Regions from separate parts of the Homo sapiens genome. Here region 2 is linked to region 1. A link is an interaction called in ENCODE POLR2A ChIA-PET data of the cell type or tissue named here. Cell type or tissue: PC-9. All regions are shown on one strand. Links, peaks and the distances in the headings refer to the core of each region. The heading gives the core; the rest is flanking DNA.

Region 1 (2,914 bases), core at 193-2,692:
CATTCAAGCATAGACACCCTTTGATTAGAGTTGTGACATAGTTACTTTAATAGGCAATTTAAAAAATGAAAACTCAAATCCACAATTTTGTGGGTAACATTTGCTTAGGATGAGATTAAAGCAGGTAAGACTACAAAGTTTCCTTTTAAAGTAAAAGTTGTGGCTGGGCACAGTGGCTCACGCCTGTAATTCCTGGAGGCTGGGGAGGATCACTTGAGATCAGGAGTTTGAGACTGGCTGGGGTAATGTAGCAAGACGCTGTCTCTACAAAAAATTTAAAAATGAGCTGGGCGGGCGCTGTGTACCTGTAATCTCAGCCATTTGGGAGGCTGAGGTGGGAGGATTGCTTGAGGCCAGGAGTTTGAGACCAGCCTGGGCAACATAGCAAGACCCTGTCTCTTCAAAAACAAAAATTAAAAATTAGCTGGGCATGGTGGCACACACCTATAGTCTGAGCTATTCGGGAGGCTGAGGTGGAAGGATCGCTTGAGCCCGGAGTTAGAGGCTGCAGTGAGCTATGATTGCATCACTGCACTCTAGCCTGGGCAACAGAGTGAGACCCTGTGTCAAAAAAAAATTTTTTTTTTCCAAAATAAAAAAGCGAGGCCAGGTGCAATGACTCACATCTATAATCCCAGCAGCACTTTGGGAGGCCAAGGCGGGTGGATCACCTGAGGTCAGGAGTTTGAGACCAGCCTGGCCAGCATGGTAAAACCCTGTCTCTACTAAAAATACAAAAATTAGCCAGGTAGGGTGGCAGATGCATGTAATCCCAGATACTCAGGAGGCTGAGGCAGGAGAATAACTTGAACCCGGGAGGCGGAGGTTGCAGTGAGCTGAGATTGTGCCCCTGCACTCCAGCCTGGGTGACAGAGTGAGACTCCGTCTCAAAAAAAAAAAAAAAAAAAAAAGTGAATTAATGTAAAGAAAGGTGAGTCATGGAACAGGCGGGGAAAGCCAGGCGGCACCGGCAACGCCTGGCCTTTGAGACATGCTCACCTAGATTCCTCTCCAATCCCAGGTCCTCCAGGGCCGGCCTGTGTGTGGATACATTTGGGGAAGCAGAACTTACTATTCCTCCCTTTCCATCTGTGGTGGGTGCTGATTGTTAGCTAGTTCTTTCCCATGGGGGAGTGTAAAGAAACTTCCTTGTGAGCTATGGAGGACTCAGGGCCACCCGAGATGACTCAGAGCCTGTCCCCACCCTCTGCGGGTCCTCCTTTCTCCTGAACATAGCTGCCTGGTGCCTGACTCCCTCTTCTGGTGCCCAGAGACATGTCCCTCTTAATGGTGGCCCCAGCACAGGCATGATTGGACCCATGTGCAGTGCCATGGCTGGTGGCCTCCTGCCTTGGTTGAGGGTGGCCTGGCTGCTTGGGACCTCTGTGGGTCCCACCACCTGGCTGACTCACATACCATACTCATTGCTGTTTCGGAAGAACAGGAAATGAGAGGTCGGACCTTATCATTTCCTGAGGTTCCCCCAGCTCTAAGCCAAGAACTCACTGGAGTTGAAGATGCCTCAACATGCCCAGGGGCAAGGAGTCAATAATCAAGCTCACTTTTTTTGGTGGGGGTGGTATGGCGCTCTCCATCTTAAGTGGATTTTATTTTGAGGGATGAGATGGAAGGCAGAAAGACACTTGCTCTCCTTTCCTTTCCTCTCTCCCTTCCTTTCCTCTCTCCCTTTCATCTCTCCCTTCCTTTCCTCTCTCCCTTCCTTTCCTCTCTGTCTTCCTTTCCTCTCTCCCTTCCTTTCCTCTCTGTCTTCCTTTCCTCTCTCCCTTCCTTTCCTCTCTCCCTTCCTTTCCTCTCTTTCTTACTTTCCTCTCTCTCTTCCTTTCTTTTCTTTTGAAATGGGGTCTCACTGTGTTGCCCAGGCTGGTCTCAAACTCCTGGCCTCAAGCAATCCTCCTGCCTCAGCCTCCCAAAGGGCTGGGATTACAGGTGTGAGCCACTGTGCCCGCCCCATGATTTTTCTTAGGGAGGAATTAGTCCCTGTCTGGACAGAGGCTAGATTTTTGTCTCTAAGGTGCCCTCATTTTCAAACTGTTCTTGCAGCCTCTCACTCCCGAGGGGCATCTCTGTCCAGGATCAAGCCCTCCCCCAGCCCATAGGCAGCAGCAGTCCCCCCTGGCCTGGCCCCTCGGCCCTCACCTTGTTGTACAGCTTCCACCAGCCCCAGAAACGGAGCTGCAGGAACTTGTGCACGTTCTGCTGAATGACTTTCAGGCCCATTCTGCGAAAAGAATCCAGGGTTGAGTGGGTTACAATGAAGGTGTTAGGACCTGGCTTCCCTGGGGAAGGGGTGGGGCCTGGGAATAGAAGCCAGCAGATCTACCTTGTTCAGACACCAAAGTGCCTTCTCGAGACCCAGCATTGCCCATGTGGTCTGCGGCAGGGAGACTCACGTTGGGGTCAGAGCTTAGCAGCACGATAAGGGAGCTGAGGTGAAACCTGATGGAACCAGGTCCCTCCCAGATGGCACAAGGCTGAGACATACCAGTCATTGACTCCTGCATTTTCCCTCCTCCACCAGAAATCACCCATTAGTCTCCAAATCCCATGGATCTGCAAAGTTGCTGGAATCTGCCCGTTTCTTGTTCCCTGCAGCTTCACTCAACTGCCATTTATTGAGGACCTCCTGTGCACCAAGGCCCTGGGCTGAATCAGGCCAAGATCCCTCACATCAGCCCCTAACTGGTATCCCTGCCTTCAGTCCAGGGCTGCAGGTGGCCTGCTGATGGGAACAGGAATTCATTACTAATTCTATGACCACAAAGAAATAGAGTGAATCACAGGTCATCTGGGATGGACCTACCTTTTTTTTTTTTGAGACAGGGTCTCACTCTGTTGCCCAGGCTAGAGTGCAATGGTGCAATTATGGCTCACTGGAACTTTGTACTCCCTGGCT
Region 2 (2,914 bases), core at 157-2,656, 77 kb after region 1:
AAATGTTTTTTCTGCATTGAGATGATCATGTGGGTTCCCCCCCCTTTATTAATACGGGGTACTATGTTGATTTTTTTTCACATGTTAAACCACTCCTGAATTCCTGAGTTAAATCCTAATTCATCATGATGACCAATATGTTGACCATATGTTTCATACGTTTAGGCATTTGGTTTCCTCCTATTTTGTTGAATTTTTGCATCAGTAGTTATAAGGGATATTAGCTTATACTTTTCTTGTAATATCCTTGGTTTGGTATCAGAGTAATACTAGCCTCTAAGAATGAGTGAGAATTTTTTTTTGTAAAGTTGGTAAAGTTTTTTTGTTGTTGTTTTTTTTGAGATGGAGTTTTACTCTTATCACCCAGGCTGGAGTGCAATGCTGCAATCTTGGCTCACTGCACCTCAGCTTTTTGGCCTTGATGCTTTCTGATAAGAAATCAGCTGTTAATCTTATTGAGGCTTTGTACATGAATTGCTTCTCTTTTGCTGGTTTCAATGTTTTTGATTCTGTAGTTTTGGCTTTCAACAGTTAGATTATAATATGTCTGGATCTTGGGATTTATTCCGTTTGGAGCTCATTGAACTTTTCAGATGTGTAGACTAATTATTCTATTGGATTTGGGAATTTCTTTGGCCATTATCTCTTTAAATATACTTTCTGCCTCTTTCCCTCTTCTCCTTCCTATTCTGCATTTGTTGGTATCCTTGATGATGTCCCACAGATCTCTAAAGATCTGTCAATTTTCATCTTCAGTCTCTCTTGTGTGTGTTATCTTCCTCAGACTGGATAATTCCAATTAACCTATCTTCAGCTTCACTGCTGCTTTATTATGTCTGCTTAAATCTGCTGTTAAGCCCCTTTAGTGAATTTTTGTTTCAGTTATTGTATTCTCCAATTCCAGAATTTGTATCTGGCTCCTTCCAATAACTGATATCTGTTCACTGATATTCTCTATTTAGTGTGACAGCATTGTTGCACTTTAGTTCTTTAGTCATGGTTTAGTTCTTTGACTATATTTAAAATCTTTGTCTAGTTCAACATCTGGTCTCCTCAGGGACTATTGCTATTGATTGCTTTTTTCACATATATATGTATATGTGTGTGTCACACTTTCTTTGCTTGTCTCACAATCTTTGTTGAAAACTAGTCATTTAAAATAGTGTGACAACTCTAGAAATCAGATTTTCCATTGCCCCAGGGTTTGCTGTTGTTGCTGGGTGTGCTCGTTTAGTAGTTTGAGCTAATTATCTAAAATCTGTATTTTTTTGTGATGTGTGGCTGCTGCAGTGTCTGCTTGGTTTGCTCAGTGGTCAACTAATAATTAGAGACTTATTTTAACACTTCGAACCACGAAGAAAAGAACACTCAATTTTTGCCAAGAAGCTCTGTGTTGGGGGCATGCGTTCACCACTCAGCCAGGCAGTTGACAATTCTGACGTAAGCCTTCACTTCCTGTTTGCACAGAGCTTCAAAGTCAGTGAGAGGGAAGAGCTGAGGGTCTTAGTTTTGTTGTTGTTGTTGTTGTTGTTGTTGTTGTTTTTAAGCATATGCATAGCCCTATACATGACATTCCCTTTCAAGTTTTTTTGTTAGCCTGTTGTTTATCCCAACTCTTATTCAACCTCTCAGGTAGCTGTGAAGTTAAACAACTTCCTCTGTTTTCAATGAACATTCTTAGGGAAAAGCCTTTTCATACTGACTAAGCTCTGAGTCAAAATAGTCTGTAAGTGGGATCTTTCAGGGAATGACCAGACAGATCAAATAATAATTTTCTGGGAATGAGGCTCCAAAGGAGGACCTACCTATTTTGCCTCTTCTGGTGGTTGGGAGGCTGTTGGTTTTTCACAATGATTGTGGACTGTTGGTTTTCAGGGTTACCATGGAGCTGAGGGTGGGTGGGAATAGGGCAAGTCAAAATGCCACAAAGCTCTCATGCTACTTACTGAGATTCAGCTGTCTTTCTTGGATAAACACTTCCTGGCTTGAATAAAACAATTGGCCGCAAGCCTTTGGTCAATTTCTACAGTGCTGAAAAAGTTGATTCTATTTTTGTCAGTTTTCTCTTTGCCTATGTGGAGGAGAGAATTTTTTGGATGTCCTTAGTCTGCCATTTTGTTTTGTATCCACTAGCACATTCTTACTGCACGGGATAAAAATGTTCTTGGGATCCAACTAATGATAGGAATTACTTCTCCCCTAAGCATGGGAAGGAACACACAGATCTGTGAGATCTGTGGACTATATTCTCCCCTCCCCAAATATAGAACAGCATGCAAGATGGGACATCCTGTTCAAGCCAGGCTGTTTTAATCAGATGGATGATGGCTAGAGTAGGTGATGTTTACAGCTCATTTTGGCAGACAGTCTGACCTGAATGTGTCTCTTCTTGCAGGTCAGCCTCACTCTGGGTGAAATAATCAAAGGTGTGAATAGCTCAGATCCAGTCCTATGTTTCCAGGCCACCCAGACAGCCAGGTATCTCCAAACAGACTTCTGCTGTTGCAGGTTCATAGTTAGCAATGAGCGTCAGTGATGGCTGGAGCGCCGGTGGCCTATTTGGTTTCTTGGCATTGGCAACATGCCCGTAAAACACAGGAAAAGGCTAGCCCATCTAAAAGACGAAATTGCTATTCTACACTGTCCTTGAGGGCAATTTAAAAGCTTCGATGTGTTGTCAGAGATGAATTGCTTAATTTACATTGGCCTCTACAGAAATTTCATCTTGTAGATAACACCTTAAAGGGGAAAATGTTGATTTAATACCGAAAAATGCTATCGGTTGAACACTAGGATCTTAAGTAGCTCCGGCCCAGCTATGTGGCTTATGTATAAAAGGAGGTTCTTTTTTTCTCTTTTGAGATGGAGTCTCACTCTGTCACCCAGGCTGGAGTGCAATGGTATGATCTTAGCT

The links. ChIA-PET counts read pairs that join two places held together with the same protein. Peaks named below come from ENCODE experiments on the same cell type or tissue, not always from the same donor. Only the 100,000 strongest peaks of a DNase experiment are listed, where the experiment ranks them.
Region 2: POLR2A ChIA-PET joins it to region 1 with 8 read pairs; 3 of 35 experiments call an interaction of 5 or more read pairs at or near these places.

Annotation. Positions count from the first base shown.
Region 1 is chr7:99,272,667-99,275,580 of GRCh38, reverse strand. MYH16 (myosin heavy chain 16) reads right to left here and starts at 2,742. Exons shown (of 24, transcript NM_001431356.1): 1 at 2,504-2,742; 2 at 2,158-2,239. The coding sequence starts at 2,238. In PC-9, for the core only: CTCF peaks have their summits at 1,104 and 1,304 (motif pointing left); DNase peaks (open chromatin) are centred at 1,240, 1,440 and 2,390; H3K4me3 peaks cover 1,807 bases; H3K27ac peaks cover 2,500 bases.
Region 2 is chr7:99,195,648-99,198,561 of GRCh38, reverse strand. It overlaps KPNA7 (karyopherin subunit alpha 7), which reads left to right. Exons shown (of 11, transcript NM_001145715.3): 4 at 2,396-2,478. Among named protein-coding and RNA genes, the nearest start is that of KPNA7, 11 kb to the left of the region's middle. In PC-9, for the core only: no CTCF peak of the experiment used is centred there; no DNase peak of the experiment used is centred there; H3K27ac peaks cover 1,842 bases.